Regions from separate parts of the Mus musculus genome. Here regions 1 and 2 are each linked to region 3. The links are chromatin loops, found by intact Hi-C in ENCODE. Cell type or tissue: heart. All regions are shown on one strand. Links, peaks and the distances in the headings refer to the core of each region. The heading gives the core; the rest is flanking DNA.

The links. Hi-C counts contacts between places; a loop is a spot of excess contacts. Peaks named below come from ENCODE experiments on the same cell type or tissue, not always from the same donor. Only the 100,000 strongest peaks of a DNase experiment are listed, where the experiment ranks them.
Region 1: a loop joins it to region 3, with 2.0 times the contacts of the local background. A loop is called at or near these places in 2 of 42 quality-filtered maps.
Region 2: a loop joins it to region 3, with 4 times the contacts of the local background. A loop is called at or near these places in 14 of 42 quality-filtered maps.

What each region holds. Positions count from the first base shown.
Region 1 is chr6:21,836,253-21,843,901 of GRCm38, reverse strand. It overlaps Tspan12 (tetraspanin 12), which reads left to right. Exons shown (of 9, transcript NM_173007.4): 4 at 7,407-7,489. Among named protein-coding and RNA genes, the nearest start is that of Gm30270, 12 kb to the left of the region's middle. In heart, for the core only: a CTCF peak has its summit at 3,331; no DNase peak of the experiment used is centred there; H3K27ac peaks cover 835 bases.
Region 2 is chr6:21,791,405-21,799,053 of GRCm38, reverse strand. Tspan12 (tetraspanin 12) reads left to right here. Exons shown (of 9, transcript NM_173007.4): 8 at 3,333-3,476. Among named protein-coding and RNA genes, the nearest start is that of Gm30270, 57 kb to the left of the region's middle. In heart, for the core only: CTCF peaks have their summits at 1,688 and 3,908 (motif pointing left); a DNase peak (open chromatin) is centred at 1,743.
Region 3 is chr6:21,946,648-21,954,296 of GRCm38, reverse strand. Ing3 (inhibitor of growth family, member 3) reads right to left here and starts at 4,682. Exons shown (of 12, transcript NM_023626.4): 1 at 4,504-4,682; 2 at 4,188-4,259; 3 at 2,068-2,168; 4 at 469-534. The coding sequence starts at 4,531. In heart, for the core only: a CTCF peak has its summit at 4,139; DNase peaks (open chromatin) are centred at 4,316 and 4,816; H3K4me3 peaks cover 2,285 bases; H3K27ac peaks cover 1,888 bases.

The sequences.
Region 1 (7,649 bases), core at 1,031-6,030, 110 kb after region 3:
CAGCAGGGGCAAATCTCCACCAAATTGGATTCACCTGTATCCTGGTACACCTGCGCAGCACTCAAGATGTTTGTGTCTTATATGAGGAAGTCAGGTGCAAGTCATATGACTTAGCTGCAGTCCCTGGCGCCTTTGGGACTGCCGCCACACCCGCTCCCCACAATTCCCCCTTTTTTCTTTTTTGGCAGAGAGAATGTCTGTAGATAGCCCCTCGCAACCATGCCCCTTACCTGTCTTTGGGAGACAAACAGCATTGGTTTGATCCCTGTCTTAGGTTGGTGACATGCCCAGGGAGTCTTATCACTGACTACCTCTCAATCATGCCAAGCCACTCCTGGGGAGATTGTGTTTTGCTTGCGGCAGGTGCATCAAAAGGCCAGGATGTTAATTAACCTATGGCCAGATCTTAATTGCTGCAAGCAAGCCTCATGGGTGAAGGTAGAGGTCTGATCCCCAGTGTGCAAGCATAGGGGCCCTACACAAAACCATCCCTTAGGCTCATCACCCAGAGAGGTCTTGGCCAGCTCCCGTGTCGTTTTTCCTGAGGGAAGGGAACTAGGACACTGAACCTTCATGCAATCAGACGTGCCTTCCACAGGATGCCAACAGCAAGCTATCCTCTGTGCAGTGCTTAGCCTCGCACCCCACGGCATAACGCAGCATAATTTCTTTTAGAGCGGCAAACCGAATCTGAGGAGATTGTCCCGCCTCCACTGCAGCAAAAGCCTACGCTACCATGGCAAAAGTGCGGGCCTGCACACGCTGCACCTAACACATGTGCCAAACACACAACGCACATGCACTATAACAAGCATACATCCCAGGGCTCTCATCCCCGCTCATCTTCCCTGAAGCAAGGGATAGATGGCCAGAGAGGCTATCTCTTTAAGGGGAATTCAGGGATCAAAAAGCGTGGAAAAATTTGAATGTCATGTCGAGCTGGTATCGGCTTCTGGAATACCGAAAGGATCTCCCATCTCGGCTCCATTGTTTGTGCTTGTGGGAATATCCACCACATCCACAGGGCCAACTGGATCAGGAGCCTCATTCTTGCAGCGTCTCACCAATCTCTCCGGCACCCAAAGAGGTTCCATCTGGTCCTGTGGAAACACACAAACAGACCCTCTCGCCCACGTCAACACCTGATCTGGTCGATCCCCAGGGGAGATGGACACAATACCTCGTGGTAATGAGACCATAACCTCAATCACCTGTGTGTCCATCTGGGGAGTCAATATGAGAGTCAAGTTTTCACTAACTTCCCCTCTGTTGGGCAATGATTTCCAAGCCCTTATGGCAATCTGATTCACCTGCTCAAACACCTGCAGTGGATATCCTGTTTGTTGTTGTGCAAAGCGACCTTAACCAAGCAGCATATCCCTATCCCGTGCTATCTTTGCCCTGCTTGGTCGGTGAAAATAGGACATCCCAGCAAGGAGAATCTATCCTCTCTCCAAACCTCCGGACAGAAGGTCCACCTATAGGTGGCTGCTGAGGAGGCATAGGGAGAGGACGCAGAAGCTAATTCGCCTTCCTCCTCCGCCTTGGCTCTTTTATTTTGTCCTTTCTGTCCACCTGATAACACTGTGTCTCCTTTCTTTTTCCTTTTTCTTTTTAAGCCCTTCTCCTTTTCCGACATACTTTCTTGTTGCTCTATAAGGATTTTCTGACCTGTCTTGACTGTCTCTACACACAGTTTCAAACAGTAACAGAGTCCATATATCAGAACAAACAAGACCAAAACTATCAGACCTACCCACAAAGGGTCAGTGGGAGAAAAAAGCATAACTACACAGCGAGGATCTATTGATCACTACACTGAGGTTATCATAGTTCCTTAACTTGTCCCCAAACTGGGAACCTTAACTTGTCCCAAAGCCGGGAACCTTTTGTTACCTTGTGCCTGCTTCCTGGCAACTTTATGCTTGCCTCTATTTTATCCGAGGTCCTTCCCAAACTCCTGGGGTCGAAAGTTTCACTCACCGTGAACTTACCCTGCCGGCAACCACTGACTGCTGAAAGTTCTGAACTCGGTGGGGGAGTCGGTTCCCCGTACGGGCCACCAATTGTCGCGTCCGCTCTCGACCAGCAAGAACGACGCGACCACCAGTCCTTCTAACAGCAGTTTATTCAGTCCTGATTCTTCTTGTTTATATCTCCCCCGAACCCTGGGCCTCTCACTCCTTTTATACTCTCTCTCATCCACGCACCGCAGGCCACGCCCCCTCGCCAGTCACGAGGCTTCAGCTAATCAGGGCAGCAGGGGCAAATCTCCACCAAATTGTATTCACCTGTATCCTGGTACACCTGCGCAGCACTCAAGATGTTTGTGTCTTATATGAGGAAGTCAGGTGCAAGTCATATGACTTAGCTGCAGTCCCTGGCGCCTTTGGGACTGCCGCCACACCCGCTCCCCACACAGAAATATCTGGTGAATAATTATGTCCCCACTTTGATCCATATGTGACAAATTCATAAATTCGAATATGATATACCCCATAAATATGTATAGCTTGGTCAAAAATGGGAAATACAAGTTTAAAGCAACCAAAAACTAATTTGGATAATCCACAAAAATTCAGTGGTTTGGAGTGTGAGTTTTTCCTGTAAGTTATGCTCCTAGGTTACATAATATCAGGAAGGCTTATTGGCCTGATTCAGACTCATTTTGGTGTCTCAATATAGCCTGGTTCCAGCATCTTAGCCTCAGTGTAAAGTCGCTCTTTGAGGATGAGATGGTTTGCAAGCATTTAGGCCATTCTTTTTCAAAGCTGCTTGCTTACCGTGGTAGAAAGCTTTGCGTTGATATTTATTTCGATTTGTGCTCCAGGTACAGCTCCACATTTGGTAGACACCTCTTAGGAGAACACAGTGCAATGGTGTAGAATGCAAAGTTGATAGTTTAAAGCATCCCTGTATTCGTTTCTAACCTTTATTGTATATTATTCCATTGCCATTCGGCCAGCATGCCCCTACAGAACATTTCCAGCAAGGTGAAATTGAGTTCCCGATAAAGCATCCGATTTTGCTAAAGATCTCAGCTTGCGTGGAGTGTAGAAAACATTCCCACCCAGTTGCCTAACTGATAGGTATTAGGTCCTACTACAGAGTAAGATTCTTTTACTGGGTAGAATCAAACAGGAAATGAGGTAGAGGCTCCCCAAGGACTGTGCAGAGAGCATTCACAAGTGCTGTGGGTCAGGAGGGAGACTGGAGACAATCTTTCCACTCTAACTGATGTTTGGGCTGGTGTCCAAAGAGAATTGGAGGTTACTTTGCTCCTGAGGACTGGAAGGCCTGGGAAGGGTGGTGTTTCAGCAGAGGCCACAAGGAGAAGCAGACATGGGAGCTTGGGAATTGTGAATGTGCCCTTTGCAAGGACTTCCATCATTGTTCAACTACGGGAAGGAGCTGGCAGCAAACGGGATTGGAGGGTAGATTAAAGAATGAGTAAGAGGGCCTTGTGTGACCTCCTCGGGCTATTACACTTTATTCTCTAGGAGGGAGGTGAGGGAAGAGGAAATAGAGGTTGGGAAATAGCATGAGGAAGGCTACGTGCTGAAGCAGGCTTGATTCTGCACTGTGGAGGTGGAGTCTATGAGCTGGAGAGATGTCTCATGAAGATGATTGCTACATCCTGACAAGAGAGGATGGGGGCTTGAACTAGCCTGAAGCAGCAGGAAGTGGGGAGGGGCTTGCCAGACGCCTCTCTCAGGAACCACGAGAAGGATTCAAAACTAATTAAATGTCCAGCAGAAAAAGAGGGAGAGGTTCAGGCTGTCTGCCAAGCTGCCAGCCGATGTGATTGAAGGGTTCATTACTCCATTCACTAGGCTTGTAAACACTGTGAGGGGTGACAAAAGGCTTGGAGAAAAGTGGAGCTGGGACCCGTTTTAGTCGTGCTAAGATGGAGAATGGCTGGCCAGTAGCTCTGCGCAGAGTTCACTCAGTAGTCCTTTCCATATCAGATAATCCCACGTCTGAACTGATTTAGGAATAGTTTACACTGAGACGCATTAAGAGAAACTCTCGGGTTAAATGTGACACATGGTAATAACAGGTAATATATTTGGATTTACTTCATCATAAGAATCTTCTATAGAGTTTTTTTTTATGATGGTTTAAAGGTGAAAAAAAAGCAACTGCGGTTAAGTAAAAACCAAATGTCGTACCAAACGTTATAAGCTGCAAAGGTGCAGAGCTGAGGTTCCTAGTTGAAGTTCAGAGTTCAGTGGCTTTCTGTCGTTTGCACGCTGTCAAGGACATACCTTTAGGCAGCTTCGAAGACAAGTTTCCTTGCCCAGCTGTGCATTCCCAGGAGCCGTTCCCCTCCCCCGAACATGCCATGCTGCCTTCTCCTCTGCAACCTTTGCTTTTCCTTCTGACTGGAAAATCCTTTCTATCCTTTCCCTCCTAATTAACTTGACTTTGCTCTTCACATCCCAGCTGCCATAGAGAAGTCCCTTTGACCTTGTGAGTCAGACAGCCTGAAAGGAGTTGTTCTCTCCTGTACTTAGTACAGCCTGCAGTTGCACATTCACACTTCTGATGATGGCAATGTATGTCCTCTTCCCTTAGAGAAATGCATCATGGAGATAGTGTCAGCTACTTCTCGTTCCCGTCTCTGGTACATAGTGCAGTACCTGGCCATGATCAATGTATATGCTTAGAAAGGAATAATGACTTCAAGCCAAGGCTTTATTCATCCTGCCATTAACAAGTGTCTTGAAACATACAGTTCAAAACAAATGAATTTTTTTCTTGTTTTCCTCTTTCTTTTTTTGCCAAAAGGGGAAGAACTGTGTCTAGTGACAACCACTATGAATCAGTTATGCACAATGAAGACTCAGAAAATGAGCTAAGAAGCACAAGGATAAGTTGGAGGGGTGAGAGGAAGGGTGGATACAATCAAAATGCATGGTGGGAAGTGCTCAAAATGATTAAAAAGAAAAAAGAAGGAAACTCAAGGGTGGAGATAGCAAGATCATTTATTGTTAAGTAGAACGATGATAGGTTCTTTATTTCAATAATGTAAACTAGTGAGCTATTCTCTCACTGTGACATTTAGAAAGTAAACACCAACAGATAGTCATGGAGATGGGAGATGAAGCCTGTGGGGCACCTTTGTGAATAAATGGAGGGATGCTGAATTCACTTCCCAGCCTGCCAGCAGAGAGACCTTCTTCACAGATGGGCGCACATGGGCTCTCCTTGGAGGTTTTATCTAGAAAGCCTGGTTTGCAGTCAGTGTCTGCATCACCTCAGACTCGTGCCCTGTCAGCATTAAAGTCGAAGTTACTGATGTTCCTCAAACTGCCAGAAATGCTAAAAGTCAGGTTATATTGAATCCCTTGAGAGTTATAGTATGTTTTTAAAAAACAAAGACACGTTTTTGAAAAGATTTCAGATAAGATAGGGAAGTCTTCAGAATTTAGGAGCCAACTTTCTTTTTGCTATAAGAGCAAGAACTGTGTCTAGTGACAACCACTATGAATTAGGTATACACAGTGAAGACTCAGGGTTGGAAATGGGCTAAGAAACACAAGAATAAGTTGGAGGGGTGAGAGGAAATTTTAATTATTTTTTAGAAAAGGTTTCTGGGCAGAATTATTATCAATGTGTTTTAGGTGTCTTATTTTTCCCTTGCACTTCTGAGTTATGGGAATTTTAAAGCTTATTTCACCTTGAAAGGGCTATGATTAACCTCCATTTCCTCATTGCCCAGTGCCAGTGGTCACCAGCATGGCCAGCTCCACTCTCAGCTCAGGGCATGGTTATTAATCACTGCCTTGTAGCTAGCTGTCCTTCAAGTTGTCCACAATTCACCATAGGTCTCTAGAAGGTAAGGGACCTTTAAAAATAAATTGAGCTTGTATTCAGGCCTAAAATAATAGTCAACTTCTTCTCTGGCTGTCTGCAAATATATATTTTTTAAATTTTTATTTATTTACTTTTTTTGCAATTGATTTGTTTAATTTAGGGTTCAAAGCAGGCCATTATATTACGTTGGACAATCTCTTGAATTTCTTTTAATCTTTAACAGCAATTCCTTTCCTTTTTAAAATTTTTATTTCAGTATTCACTACTCTTTAAAAAACATTGAACAAGCTTGTTTGTATTGTGAAATAATCTCACGTTCTTGATTTTATTTAGTGTATCCCAGAAGTGGCAGTTAAAGCTGTACCTTGCATTTCATTCCCATAAACTGATCCTGGGTGTTTAATTGGGTTCAAGTTTGAATTTTTGGCAAAAACACTATATAAACACACACACACACACACACACACACACACACACATATAAACTTAAGAGGTCACTTGTCATATATATATGTATATACACACACACACACACACACACATACACCCATATATATTTCTGGGTACAGCTGATTGCTCAAACCCCGAGACCCACAGTGTCTGATTGCCTCCTTTATTGAAGTGGAAGGGTGGTTGGGTCTGGTATATGCAGTCCAAACTTTTCATTTTCTACACGTCTCTCAGCCTTTTGCTGCTGTAGTAGTCCTCAGCACTGCAAATGGATTGTGAATATAGTAGGACCGACACACTCTTGCTACTCCAAGGTCTATTGTGGGCTCAGGATTTGTTTGAGACCTCAGTGACTCCAGTGTACAGACAAGACTGAGAATCTGTGATCTGCTAATTTTGTCTGGCACTGAGGAATTTCCTGTATAGCTTCAATATTTCCGGACATGTTAAATGGTGTGCCTGCATTACATAATGGCTGCATGCCTGAGTAGGAATTCTGCTATTAAAATCTCACTCGGTCTTTGGTTCTGCCTTTACACCATATAGGAAAAATAGAATAAAAATAAATAAGAGATTCATGTCAATTTATTCATGTCATTATTCATCTTGAATAATGATCTGAGAATCCGCCATGCTATAATGACCGCACTGATTTTGGAACATAGTGATGTTTCAAATCATTATAGTCATTGCTATTGCTATTATTCTAATGTTCTCTTTGTTTGAATTTTAGTCAGTAGAATCTTTTTGGTAGCTCCTGTGATCCTTTTAATGACATGTAATTGTTCAGTAGCCACATCTAATCGCCTTTTTGCTTTTATAGATGATAGTTTTAGGTTCGTCTCATACATTTGCAAATTGAATTATTCTTGGGAATTTCTGCATTGAACTTGAAGTCACCAACTTAAGAGGTCACTTGTTTTTATCCTGTATATAGGTATTCTATTTAGTGGGTATATATAATTATTAAATGGAGTAGCCAGATATTTATGGTACTAATAAAATTCAATAGAAATCCAATATGTTATTAGGAAAAACATGAAAATTATGTAACAAATCCTCTATTTAAGGTTGTTCATCTTGAAGTGAATGCTGCAGACATTTCTGGTAACAAGTTTGTTTATTTCTTCTCTTTAGTTAATGTCCATCAGTGTCTTGGCAGTTTCTGCTTGGATGAGGGACTACCTGAATAATGTTTTGACTTTAACTGCAGAAACAAGGTAGGCTTTAATATTGCCTATTGAATTCTTTCAATTTCTCTCTCTGGATCCACGTGTCTAAAGATATTTGGTCTGAGCTGTTCATTGGGTGGTTCTTCTCCACCATCCTGTAGAACAGTTTTTCCTGCACTGTAGAAACTTACTTTCTATATTTATATTT
Region 2 (7,649 bases), core at 1,031-6,030, 150 kb after region 3:
CTAGTGACTTGAGATTAATCATCGATTTTGCCTCAGACCAGTTCTCCTAAGTTTTTTTCCTTGTGAATGGAATGGCGTCCCTCGGAGACTAAGTTAAGCATCTTAGCTTGCCTTCCGTTCTCAAGCTCTGGACCAGGACGTGTTTGGGAAGGAGTATCTCACTAGATAGCCAGCTAGCTACTCATTCTGCTGTGCCTATGCCCACGGCAGAGGTTCAAGTCTAGGGCAGTCTCCAAACCTGGCTTTGTGCCACTCTTGCTGAGATGGCGAAATTATCAGTGTCACACAGATTTCCTGATATTCCGTTGCTTCCTGACTTTGTTTGTTTGTTGCACAATTAGACTGAAAACAACCCCGTGAAAAGACGTGTAAAGCACCAGGGCATTTATAGAAGGCTGTGTTCAGGAACTGCCCCTGCTAGAGCTCCCAGAATCTTTATTTTTCTGGAACTTAGAATGCAAACTGTGGTAACCCAGGTTGAGAAATAGCGAACCCTTTTTCCTTCTTTCAGGGCTCCACCTCCATGGACCATAAACAAGTGCTACAAATGCTATATCCTGGCTTCACTTGAAATATTCTCTCTTACCTCACAATTCTAGTTTGCATAAAAAGAGTGGCGAATCCGTCCAAATATCCAGAAGGCATTCAAAGCCCTTTATTAGTCTGGCAGGACTGCCACACTGAAGTATCACACGTGCGGTCACTCAGGACAAGTGTCTGTTCACTCTTCTGGAGGCCGAATGTTCAAGAGTGTCAGTATTGATGCTCTTTGAAGCCTCTTCCTTTGGCATGTAAAAGCCTTCGTCCCATGTCCTCCCATTGTCTTGTCTTTATATGTGTCCATGTTTAATTTCCTCTTCCTATAAGGATATCATTCATACCTGATTAAGCCCATGCTGTTGACCTTATTTTAGATTACTTACCTTTCCAGTGGCTCTCTTGACATGAACAATCTCATAAGTACAGGGGTTAGAATTTTAACATAAAAATTTAGAATGGGAGAGACAACTCAGCCTAGGACAATTTTTCTCCTCTACAATAAACACACCTTTGGAACTCATTTGTTGTGGTCCTGCACGTGGGCTGTAACTGAATGGATCTTGCATAATTCTTAGTGACGCTCCCTAATACCTTATTTTAAACATAATTTTTCAATAAAAACATATATATCTAATGGTAGCGCTTGTGTAAGCTTTGGAATCATAGTTGCTGCCATTTTCTGACTGATCAGAAAGTCCCTTCACCTATTGAGGGGCTCAGTTTATTTATATGTAAAAATAATGATTCTATGAATTTATGAAATTCCTAGGCAAATGGATGGACCTGGAGGGCATCATCCTGAGTGAGGTAACCCAATCACAAAGGAACTCACACAATATGTACTCACTGATAAGTGGATATTAGCCCAGAAACTTAGGATACCCAAGATATAAGATACAATTTGCTAAACGCATGAAACTCAAGAAGAACGAAGACCAAAAAATAAATAAATAAATAAATAAAAATAATGATTCTATTGTGTTTTCTAGAGCTTAACATAGCATCAGCTTGGAGCAGAGCTACCTTGAAATGAACCTGTTGTCTTCTTGGCAGGTAGTGACAGAGCACAGACTTGAGCTGGTGTAATACTGAGTTCACTCACCTTCAGGAGGTTCAGAAAGCCTTCGTACAGATCCACAGCCCTCTGTGGATAGGCTCTGAAACAACTCCGTAGGAAAGAACGGATGTCAGCAGCTCTTTAACAATGTTGGCACTGAACACAGCATGTTCAAGTTATTTGGAAAAGCCACTGCTATGGAAGTCTTCATTTCCTGACAGAGCCAGATAAATGGGCTGCTCCATTGTGACTGGAAGTAGGGTGCTCTGAGAATGGCCCTGGCTTGCCGCTTAGAAAGGCTTGCCCCTCTAAGAAATGGGGAAAGACAGTTTTCTCTGGGTAAAAGACTTTTAAAATAGTGACCTCAAAATGCGATCATTTAAAATATTTAGGAAGTGGAGTCTTTAAAGATGCGCTTTATTTTCAGGACTCCCAATACTTTGTGTCAGAATCTCTGACGTTTATGCTAACCTTGTGGTGCTACGATGTTGCGTAGTTGTGACGTTTGTGATACACCCACGCTTTCTAAACACTACGGAAAATGTCTTATAAGTTTCTCAAAACTCTTAGTATTAAGAGCTTATCACTCAAGGTGCTTTTGTGATGCCGCTTTATATTTAAATCATAAGCTCTTTAAATCATAAGCGTTTCAGGCAAGTGAGTGGAAATGTCCCAAGTACACTGAGCATTTTCCTCGCTTGCTGTTGCATGAGGAATTCGGAATCCTTCCAAGTTGGTTTTGGTTAAGCTTTGAAATGGCGCTGGATTGTGATATTTTATGATTCCGTGTTAATCTTGAGCACGGATTGGTCTCCTGGGCGAAGTAATTTGCATAACCATCCCTCTTGGCAGGGTTCTTCTCCGTGACTGCCCATATTCCTTCCTTCCGACTGTCTAGAAGAGGATTTCTCTGTTATCCAAGGGCAAAGCTGTCCTGATCACAGTTGCTTTTTCTAAATCCAGGCTGCACATGCCTTCAAGCCCTGTTTGTAAGCCTTCATCAGCGTTTCTGACAATCTTTGGTGAAGCACAACTGAAAGTGTTCTTAACAAGGCTTAGCGCCAGACAAGCTCGCATTCTTAAGTTCAGCTACATTCAAGCTAGGCATGCCATTATTTTTCTGAGATTATAATGATATAATATGCTAGCTTATCAGGAACCTCACTCTCCTGGGTAATAATAAGTCAAACAAATATCTATTTACAGAATTTTTGCCTTGATTAAGGAAACCAAGATGGCTGGCTACCTTTGAGATGTGAGTTTCAGTCAACAAGTTTTTGGTTTTTTTATTTCCATGGAATTTGTGGAAACTTTCATCACAATAGTTGAATTTTTAGTTATACTAGTGAATAGATAATAAGCAAAATGGTTAGCTACTCTCTGCTGACTAGAAGTTAATGATAATGAAAGACTAGCTATTGAATTTGTAAGTGTGGTTGACAATTCTTTCATCGCTGTGATCATCTGCAAAACATCTTGAAGTTGGAGACTGTGACACCGACTTGCTTTTAGGAGGGGTGGGTGTCACAGGTCAGAACTGTTCCATTATGGAATGGTGAGTTTGCTGTTCCTGTATGATGTTTTCATCCCCAAGATAGAATGCACAGACATCTCCGGCTGATGAGGGACGTTTAACTCAGTCCAAACATTTAAGACATCAGCTCTCTCAATTCTATTAGGTTAAACAGAAGCTGTTCTGTGTCGTTTCTAAGTGTGACTGGTGATTCTGTTCTAGTTTAAGTGCTGTGGAGTGGTGTACTTCACTGACTGGTTGGAAATGACAGAAATGGACTGGCCTCCCGACTCCTGCTGTGTCAGGGAGTTCCCAGGGTGCTCCAAGCAGGCTCACCAGGAAGATCTCAGTGACCTTTACCAAGAGGTAAGACCATGCGTGGGCATCATATCCCGGACAAACGTCCCAAAACACTCTTCAACACTATGCTGATTAAATTTCCACTTTTTGTGTATATCATTAGACCTCATTTTTCTTTTATCTCTGATACATGATTTTTTAAAAAGTGAAAAATCACAGTAACCATATTTCAACAAACAGGATTGAGAAAGACCTAGTTCATTAATTGAATTTTATCTTTTTTTTTAATAATCACTCTCATTAATTAGATTTTACACTTTAACGCCTACAGCCGGATCCTATTGTGCTCTTCTAGAGCTCTTGAAAATAGGCACGTGCAGATCATGCAGCTAACGGGTTCTGTGCGGGAAGCCTGGGCAGACTGGTTTAGGGCCTTGATGTAAGAGAGACAAAACTCTCCTGAGAAAATTATGTGAGCCGCTCTCTGGTTCCCCCTGCTGGTAGTAACCGGTAATCTCAGTTTTAGTTTGCTGAAACATTTTACTGGGTTTAAAAATCAATCATTTGGTGCCCCCCAAATTCACTTATTGTGCATTCTTCCAGGACTCAGTTGCTCTTTCGTAGGAATTTTTATGTTCCTTTGTCCTTAGGTGTTTCACAGTGAGTAATGGGATACCATTCTCAAGTTAAAATGTAAAGTTTATCTGTAAGCTGGGCTACAGAGATGGCTCAGTGAAATGGTTAAAAACATTACTTACTGCTCTTACAGAGAACTGGGGTTTAGCTCCTAACGCTCACTTTGTGTCTAAAAACTATAACTCCACCTTTAACTCTAGTTCCAAGGGATATGGCACCTCCTCTGATCTCTATAGGCTCCTGCACACACATGTATACACCTAAAATGAGGCACACACAACACACACACACACACAAGTTAATTAAAGTTTTGCTGAAAGTTACAGTAGCCACTGGCTATGCGTGATTATTTTCATTAAATTAGATTGAGTACTTAAATTTTCATTTCTTAAGCCGGGCGGTGGTGCACACCCAGCGCTCAGGAGGCAGAGGCAGGCGGATTTCTGAGTTCAAGGCCAGCCTGGTCTACAAAGTGAGTACTTAAAATTTCATTTCTTAAGCCGGGCGGTGGTGCACACCCAGCGCTCAGGAGGCAGAGGCAGGTGGATTTCTGAGTTCAAGGCCAGCCTGGTCTACAAAGTGAGTTCCAGGACAGCCAGGGCTACACAGAGAAACCCTGTCTCGAAAAAAAAAAAAAAATCATTTCTTCAGTTTCACTAACTACATTTCTACCTGTGGACGTGCACTCATGGAACACTGCTGAACACTTTGGGCTAAATCTAAATATTTAGACTGCTTATAATAGAATAAGAATATGTTTCTATGATATGTTTGTAGTAATAACACATGCATGTGTGTGTGTGTGCATGTGCGAGAGTGTGAGTATGAACTGTGTATATACATCCAGGCACACATGCACTAAATGTGTGCATATAAAGGCAGAGGAAGCTTCTGGCATCTATCTGTCTCTCCTAACTCGAGCACTGGGAGTGCAGATGTGTGCTGCTATGCCCAGCATTTCTGTGGGTGCTGGGGATTTGAACTCAGGCTCTAATGTTTGTATAACAAATAAGTACCCGCTGAGCCATCTCTCCCACTGCACCTCAGGACTTTAAAAATAGATGCCTTTTATGTGCCTGAGGAGAATATACCCCCACCCCACCCACATACTTGCCCACTTTTTTTTTAAAGGCTGCCTTACGAAGTCAGTAGTAGAGATACACACTTTATTCTGCACACTATCTGATATGAATTAATCTGAATGTTGCAAGCTGAGTGGCTTCAACAACAGAAACAGGTTTGCAGTTTGACAGAGTAGAAATTCAAGATCTCTATGCTTACAAGGTCAGGTCAGCTCCTTCAAAGGCTGGGAGGAAGGGCTCATTGACTGCCTCTCCTCCCGTTTCTTGTAGAAATGTTTTCCTGGTCTGTTTTTCTCTTCGTATGGTATTTTCCATGTGTGTTTCTGTCTCCAAATGTCCCCAGACAGGTCACCTTGGAGCCCAGTGTTCTGCAGTTTGGGTTCATCGTCGCTTCATTACATCTTCAACAACCCAGTTGTTATAAAATCAGAGCCGTGAGGAAAATAGATTAAACATAAATTTTGTGAGGACACACACAGTGTAACCTATAACCAGAATTGTCGAAACAACTGAATAGCCCTGCTTGTTTATTTTAAAAGATAATAAAAATATGTACTGAAATTCCTCACATTACTGAAGACTCTGAATCCAATAGCTTGGCTTTTATTTCTTTGAACATGCTATGATGCACTTGGCTTCAGTAGCACAAAGGATGCATCAGATACAGTTAACTCAACACAACATGGTAGAGTCAGAGTTCCAGGTTCCTCAGTGACTATGCTCAGGTGAAAGGCCGGCATCTCTGTTGTCTAGTGGATATTGTAGAACATGAGGAAGTGCAAGCAAGCCATGAGTTTTATTTTTTTTTAGGTATTTATTTCATTTACATTTCCAATGCTATCCCAAAAGTCCCACACACCCTCCCCCACCGACTCCCCCACCCACCCACTCCCACTTCTTGGCTCTGGCCAAGTTCCCCTGTACTGAGGCATATAAAGTTTGTACAACCAATGGGCCTCTCTTTCCACTGATGGCCGACTAGGCCATCTTCTGATACATATGCAGCTAGAGACACGAGCTCCCGGGGGGTACTGGTTAGTTCATATTGTTGCTCCACCTATAGGGTAGCAGATTCCCCCCAGCTCCTTGGGTACTTGCTCTAGCTCCTCCATTGGGGGCCCTGTGATCCATCCAATAGCTGACTGTGAGCATCCACTTCCCCACAATCAGCTTCCAAACTCTGACACCATTGCATACACTAGCAAGATTTTGCTGAAAGGACCCTGATATAGGAGTCTCTTGTGAGACTATGCCGGGGCCAAGCCAGGATTTTTTATGCTACAAAACACAGGACTCAATACTTCTGCAAGTGTTAAATGGAAACTACTCTGGAGATTTTTATAACATTATAACTTACTCTTATTCATTAAAAGAATAGGTGATTACAGAATGTGTGTGTGTGTGTGTGTGTGTGTGTGTTGAATGTTCCTAGTATAAATTTTGCTCATTGGCTAGTTTTGAGAAACAGCAAGTCAACATTGAAAGTTAGCACTTCTACCACTGTGGGTGAGTTTCTGCCTTGGTGCTAATGATGTGTTAGAAGAATGGCTGAGATCCTAGTACCACCGCACACCTCTTCAGAATATGAATGCAGACCATCTCTCTTCATTTTTACTTTATTTAGCTGAAAATTATTCATTTTTATATTTTATATAATTTTCTTCTGGTAACACTCAATTCACTTTTCCCGGAGTGGCTTAGACTGTGCTTTCTAATGCTCTGTAATGGGATTCTTTCTGCCGATGGTTTCTTTCTAGACTGCCTAATGGAAAAAGATCGGAGGAAGCCACATTGTTGTACATGTGCTAAATGATAACCCAGATTAATTTAAACACTTTCAATAGTCAGCCGATGTGGACAACTGTAAATTGATTTCAGACACAGACCTCTGGTTAGGTTGGTTGTATCAGAGCAATCTGCTTTGGAATTTTACAAGGAGCAACTGATGCTGATATTAGTACAGTTGATGATGATAACAGTACAGTTATATGCATAATTGACTTTCAAAAGGGGATCATTTAGTAGCTTTATGGCTCAAGTACGATTAGGTCCATAATTAAAAAATAAGCATTCTGAGATCATCCGCCTGCAAAATGAGTGTTTAAATGGCAAAATGAGTGACTAAGAACTGGAGGCTTTGACAGGATTCTTCTGAAGTTGTGGAAATGCAAGGAAAACATATTCGATGTCTTCGAATATCTCAAAATTTCTAATTCAGATCAGGAACGAAGCCCACGCAGCACTGCACCAAGGGCCAGAAGTTACAGGAAGGGAATTTTGCATCAAAGGAAGGAAGACCTTGTTCATCAAAATCTGTCCAATCATGAGACAGGCTATCTTGTAAGCCAGTGTCTCATTGCTAAAAATATTAAAAGTCAAGGTCGGGTAGCCATGTCAACAGGTGCTGTGGAACAGGCTTTTAAATTAAGAGTGACTCTGTAACAGACGGACTTCAAGGCCTCTTTATCTTCCATATTCTCTAAGCTCTGAGATAAGGACCCGATTTCTTCCTACACTCTTT
Region 3 (7,649 bases), core at 1,678-6,677:
ACAGAGTCTGCTTTATGTTTTCTTTTCTTTCTTTTCTTTTGGGTGTAATCTGATGACCCAGGTGATGCCAACTATGTATTAGCATCCTCTAGGTAAACAGTGATATGGGAAATCCTCTTTCTCATTTTCATCAGGCCACCAAAGACTCTCACTAACATAGTACTCTTAATCACATGTTATCATAGAAACAATTGCAAAATGGTAGAATAGGATTAATTAAATAAAACCAGTTCTTTCTAAAAATATTACCCACAAATGTACAGTAGTCTTCACTGAGGTGTGTGGCTCTTGACCTATTAACTAAACTGTGAACGTCTATGACTCTTCCTCAAGGAAACCAAGACACAGACACTGAACTCTCAAATTAAATATGATCAAGGGAGCAACACTTCAGTTTACACTTAAGCTAATAAAATAAAGTCCAGAATTCTAGCACACACAGTATAATATGCACACTCTTTTACTTACCAAATCATAAATCTGGTTTGCCAACTGTACTTTCTCATCTGCATCTTCCAAAGCTTTATAGTAGTCCTAAGGAAAAATAGTTTCATTTTAAGCACTGGTAATTCTAGCATACATACATACATACTCATATGCTTTCTCACTACTATACCTTGTTATCACTTGCTCATCATATTAGCAATAACAAGCCTCCAAGGTCGGGAGGGTTGGGACATTAGAAATGAAGTACAATGCCAAAAATTAAAAGATGCTCAAAAACCTCAGAAAACACATATATAAAAGAAAATTATGGCAAGTCCACCCTCTTTCCTAGGGAGTTATAAAAGAACAAGAGTGCTAAGAGTTAGCTAACATATCAAAACACAGAACACTCCATTTTAACAACTTGAAAAAATATCTTATGTGTGTAAGTGTGCTGCCTGAATGCATGTTTGTGTGCCAAATGCCCACAGAAGTTAGAGGAGGGCATCAGATCCTCTTGAATTGCAGTTGTGGATGGTTATGAACCATCATGTGGATGCTGGAAATAAAATCTGGTCTTCTAAAAGAGTAGTCAGTGTTCTTAATCATTGAGCCATCTCTCCTGCCCCAATTTTTACAGCAAAACTACAGCCATAGAAAGGATTCTGATCTGTAGGTTTCTGCTATCCAATTGGTTGACAGCTCTAGTTTTAAATTAGGTTATCAATTAATACCACTCAAATTATAATTTATATTTCTCCATATTATTTTTAAAAACCAAAAATTTTCTTTTCATAAAAGAAAAAAGTACCCTATGTGTTTCCACAGACAACTAGACTTTTGGGGGTATGTTCAAATTGTGCTGCATGAAAAACTTCTAGTTGAAAAGGATGGCTAGTGAACTCTAGGTTAACATACGCAAGCTCTAACCTCCTTCATACCTGGGCATTTTTACAAGCCAGGACCACTTCTCTTAGGAAAGCTGGTTTACCCCCTCCTAACAGACAATCTTCCTTACAGATGGAAGAATAAATAACACAATTGAAATTTTCAGTTCCAAGATTAATGTTTCTGTATATCCCTGAAAACTTTATATGAAGGTTAGGCGTAAGGACTTATTCTTCCTCATGTTAAAAGACTTGACCCAGGTCACACAGCTACATGGCAGTGAGGACCAAAGCCAAATCTTTGAAAGTTGTGTTCCTAGACACCACTAAAGAAAGACACCAGATCCCACACACACACAGCACTAGTGAGCTTATCTAATCTGTAATCTAATCTGCAGGACAGCCTTAAGGCCCGCAGCACTAGCTAAAATAAACTTCAGCAAGAATTACAGGAAGCTCTAAACCAGTGCTTCTCTACCTTCCCAATATTGTGACCCTTTAACAAAGGTCCTCATGCTGTGGTGAGCCTCGGCCATGAGATTATTTCTGAATCGTAATGTGTTTTCCGATGGCTTTTGGTGACCCTGTGAAAAGGTCATCTGCCCCTTGAGTTGAACTGCTGGTCTAGAATATACCAAGTGCCCCCAAGTCCCTCATAAGTGCCCTCACTCCATATCCAGGTATCTACGTAATGTTACTATCTCTCCTAGAGGGTCCCAATGTGACTGCCAATTATCCAAGGCATCACACTTACTTTTTTGATGGATGCCATCTGTTCTTCTCGCCACTCGGGTTTATTCTTCTTTGCATTCATAAAGAACTCACTGACTCTTTGTTCTAGTTGATCCATTGCATCTGACACAATAAAACATTTCATACTTAGCCGACCAAACTGCTTTGATTTGAGGAAAAAAAAAAGACATCTGACAACTCTGTTTTAGCTTATACACATTTTGTACTATAAGCAGTGGTGCCTTCATTACATTAGTTTTTAAAAAGCTGAAATATTCTGTACTGACTTTGCTATTTCAAAACATTTTCCAGTAATCAAGGTAGAGTGAATTGTACAGACAAGGATCTACGCCACAACCCGCACTGAAATCAAAGTTAATGGCATTAAGTCAGCTGGTTACGGCAATCAGAGCTGCTTACTAACAGTACTCCTGGGACGGTCTCATACTTCTTTTAATAAAAATAGTGATGACAGAGTCAACACTTGCTCCATAGCACCAAGCACCTCATCACGTCCTCTCACAGGAAGGGATAATATATGTGACCGTTGCTCACCATTTATTCACTCAACACACATGCTATTTACTCTATGTAAGGCTTCGCCAAAGCCCAGGTCAAAAATAATGACCTCAGTGGATGGCTGCTAAAAAAATAAATAAAAGGGGTTTTGTTGTGATGGAAATGGAGAAAAAATTGCCCACTATATTTATCATTTAAGCAACTTCAGAGCAGGATGGCTTTTTACAAAAGATGCTGAGATGCTCTAGTTAATCTTCATTTTTAAAACACAATTTACTTTCAGCTACTTGCTGACCTTAGACATGCTGATACTTTTAATGCCTACTCACTTTGTTTCCGAAAACTCCAGGATTACAAAGTAAGTAAACTTGAAAGCACTGTCATATGAATAGATTAAATCCAAACTATCCCAGAATTTTAAAAAAATTGAATGATTGACAATGTTTTAAATTATCCTTTATTCTAAACCTATTTGTAATGGGCATTATACATCCTAATTATCTGTATTAGTTTAAATCCTCAGAAGACTGTCAGTTTTTAAAAAAAAAAAAAAAAAGCAAACAAGCCCCCCAGGCAGCAAGGCTGGAGTTGTCCTAGTCGTCCTGTCCAAGAGTGAACCCAAATCTGTCTGCCACCAAACTCTACTCAATCCCTCTGGAATGTGCTTCGGCAGGTGTTTACTACTGCAACTACCTTAAAGTCAAAGAGAAAAAGCACACCTATTCCAGTCACAGATTTATGAGAGGCTATTGGGCAATGCACCCCAAGAGATGACCCAGAGACTGAGATGAGAAAAGTACAGTCAGGGACAAAAGGTACAGAAATGAGGGGCAGGGGCGGCAGAGGCTCATGAATGAAGAGAACAAGCCCTTAGCAAACTCAAGTTACCTTTGAGCCTCTTCCAGTCTGGCTTTTTCAAAAGAACAAGGTTCATTTTGGAAATAAGTCACATATAAAGCTGCCAAGCACTGACAGAAAAAAAAATCAATGCTAGCAATGCCTGAAAAGCCAAGCACTAGGCAGACAGAAGCAGGAAGATGAGGAGATTAGAGCAAGCCTAGGATTATTATACATATTGAGTGTGAGACCAGCCTGAATGACGTGGTTGTGTTTACAAAACAAGAAACCAGTAGGGAAGCCTATCAAACGTCTACAGTTTTCTAAAGAGCAAGCGGGTGATTTCCTTAAAATCTGATCTCTCTCACTCATTTCTGGCTGAGAAAGTGTCCACGCTGTTCACAGCTCTAAGTGTCTTCCATTAATATGCAACTTGTCAAAGTTCGGCCTTCCGAGTTCACTAGGGTCCCTAGCCTGCCCTTCTATGTCTTTGCTCTGGAGAAATTCGGAATGTAATGAACTTTTAAGTCTGAATGCAGAACTCCAAGTTTCCACATCCAGGCTCGGGTGCAAACCTTCTGAAAATCACGCGAGTTTCCACTGCGGTGCAGTGTCGTCATCTCCATGCAGTACACAAACAACTGTGTTTGCTGTGCCCCGCGTGTTAACGGTACGGTGTGCCCGCCGCCTCCTTGTCACAGCCTGAAAAAAGTAGCGCGGAGGACCCGCCAGGCGATGCCCGAGGGAGGCCGGGGCTGCGCGGGGCCGTGGAGACGCGCCACTTACTCTGCACCTGCAGATCCATCTCGCGCATCTCCGTGAAGCGGTCCCGTAGGTCCATCGGAAGCTGCTCAATCACTGTCAAAGGCACAGTCCGTCAGAGGGCGGGGCCAACGGCGAAGGGACGCGCTGGCGTCACGCGTGTGTGCGTGCGTGCGTGCGTGCGTACGGGAGGGGGGGCGGCTCACAACGAGGCTGCCAGTTACCGTGAGAAAGAAACATCCCCCGCTCCCCCTCCCTCCCGCCATCCCGCCCGCCCGGCCACTCGCGCTCCCGCCCGCCGCCGATCCCGCCCGCCGCGTCGCCGGCGCCGCGCACTCACTTTCCAAATAGTCCTCTAGGTACAACATCGCGGCCCTGACTGTTGCGGGGACGAACGGGTCCAGGGGTTTATTTGTGTCACTCGCTGTCGCCGGAGTTTTGTCCCTTCCAATATGGCGCCTCCGCTAGCAGCACCCGCTCGACTCCGGCAAAGGAAAAAAAAAAAAAAAAAAGCAAAGGAAAAAAAAAAAGGCTCCACTTTGGCGCCTGACGGCGCTTGCCTCACTGCCGCCCGCCGTTGCTATTGGCTGTCTGCAGCGATGACGTCAACCGGCCGGTGCGGATCTCCGCGGTATTCTGGGAAATGTAGTCTTCTTTTTCCCCGAGCGTGGCCATTAGTGAGGGTGTCTCTTGGAGTGGCAACTACAGAAACCACACGCCTGCGCGAAACGGGCACGCCAGAATCCGAAATGCGGTGCCTCTGTTTATTTGTTGATTTCTTACATGGGGGATGACGGGAGTTGTATGCGCCTGCCTGACACAACTAGGAACAACTTTTCACCTGTTCTGGGCGGTGATTCTAAGCCCGCCGTTTGTGAGTCATGGATTTCTGGCTGTGCTAGGCAAATAGCAAAGATTCCAAACGCTAGAATAATCGGCTAAGTTCGGAAAATTCAGGTTGTTTAGAACAGAACTCGCTGCTGGAATTTATCTTCATTATTCACTCCTGATAAATAAATGGGACAAGTGATTGGTGTCCCTGCAACGTTAAGATAATTTATAGTGAGACTGGAGCGAATGTGCATTTCCCAAATTAAAAGACACCCAAAATAGTATTCAGTAGCCAGTTATGTTTTGCGGTGTATCTTGTGTTCATTGTAAAACAACTGTTCAAATGCATCCGCAATAAAGTAAATAAATAGATGAATAAATAACAACCAACCATAAATTATAGTGATTTAATGCATTGCTGGCATATACTAACAATGATTTAAATTTATGTTGGGTAAGTAGCTGGGTTAATGTTTATAGTTCTGGGCAGGCTTTTTTAATAACCCTAGCAAATGTTCACTGGTGGTATAACAAGTGTATCACCGCCCCGTTTCTATCTTAAAAATGCCTTTCATAAAAATTCGTACACTAAATGCTTCTGTGTTTTGGGGAAAATGATCCCTTCTTAGACTATCTGGTGGATTATAACACCACACACCTGTAATCCCCTAAGTGGGAGAATTGAGACAGGAGGATTAGGAGTGTGAGCTTTGGCAACATAGGCAATTAGAAGCCAACCCAGATTATGGAAGACCCTTTCTCATACAAAAGAAAATAAATCAGTATGACACATTTTATTCACTACTCAATATTTTTATGTTACAATTTTATTTACAATGACATACTTGTATTCTCTTTTGTCTTCTTTTAAAGCCATTTTCTTATTACTTGAATGTTAAATATATTTAGTCTACACCTGTTTAATTTAAATTTTGTACTAAAACTATTTATCTGTTTGTGCTCTTTGTTCAAAAGCAGCCACGTTTGTTTACAGTGCCTAATTTCATCTGTGTTGGGGTTTTTAACTCTGAATTCACTTTTCCAGGGTTATAAATATAGAGAAATTTCACTGCTGGAGTTAAAATCGAGTTTTGCTAGAGAATATTAGCATTTGACTCTGCAACTTTGCTGCAAGACACCATCAAACTTAGGGTCAAATTAAGTTATGTAGTTGAGGTTTATTCTATTGCACCGATAGATTGAATTGGAACCTGTAATGAAAATACTTCATTATATACTCTCAAGGGAGACTTTTTCTTCCTTATTGGCCTCTTAAGTCCAAGACAAGCATGTTTTCTTAGTGGCCTCTTATATGAAAAGAGTTTATTGCTCACCTACTCTTACATAGGGACTATTCCTCTTGGGATCCTGTCTTCTATTAGACTCCTCCTTGAGAACTGATTTTTGACGTTGTCTTCTTACAGTGGCTGGATGCATAGCTGTTCAAGCAGGAATTCTACATGGCCAAGATTTGATTGATAGTCTCTGAACTAAAGCTGACTTCGTTCCCAGCTTACCTCAAACGTGCTCATTTCCTTTGCTCATTCCTTCTGTATCCATTCTGAGAATTTCTATATGTCCTAGTAGAATATCAGTTCATTTGAATCCATTTGTTTATTTGAGATGGGATCCTGGGTAGCCCAAGCTGACCTCCAATTCACTATTGTAATCCAAGCTAATCTTGAACTTTTAACCTTCCTGCTTGCACCTTCAAAATGTTGACTTTGCAGGCTTGCACCACCTCACCCGATTTGGCTCCATTTGAGCTTGTTAACCCAGATTTTTAGAAAATTGTTTTTAGCAGATACTGCATTAAGAGTAGTTAATATGGCATGCTGTCAAAAGTAGAAGTTCACCGTGTCTATGTAAACCAAGTTTCCTCAGAGAGTGTTCTGTAGTGAGGAAAATGGAATTTTAAGATGATTTCAAACATAGTCAGTGTACACACACCTTCTAGAGAAGCCTAGAATAAGACTTACATGCTGTTTCCCTTACTGAACACAACCCTGATTGCTGGACTACATAGCACCTGCAGAAAGCTGCATTATCTATGCTATTGAATTATGCAATTGATGATTGTCGGTGATGCCACCTGCACACAACCAACACCATATTTCTTGGCAGTGCTTCCTATGATATAAAGGACTGTCTCTGTGTTTGTAGCCCTACACTCCCTGATAATAGCGTATTAATTCATCACGGATGTGCTGAAGGTGGTCCTATCTTAGGCATCTAAGCACTGTCTTACAGTGTGAATTGAGAATGTAGAGACAAGACACCAACAGCACTGTAATGCAAGTGTGTTTATTGTGGCACATGAATGTGTGGTCCTCTTGCTCCTGTGGCTAAACTGCATCATTGAAGCTCTCCTTCTTTCCTCACTGTTCTCCACTTTCTCTGTCACTGTCTCACAAAAGCTGTGAAATGTTGAAGGTGGTTTTAATGTTCAATGTGCCTGTGTCCATATGTGTAAATGGGGAATAGCAATAGAGATTAAGACATGGGGATGCTTGTGAAACTGTCTTCTATGCAGAGCTCTTAGATTAATACCAGTTATATGCCATTATTCAGTAAATGTTAGCTGCTATTACCATCATCATTCAGGTCACATGTCCCTCATAAGTTACCCATATTGCAGTTGGGACTTTCTGCTGC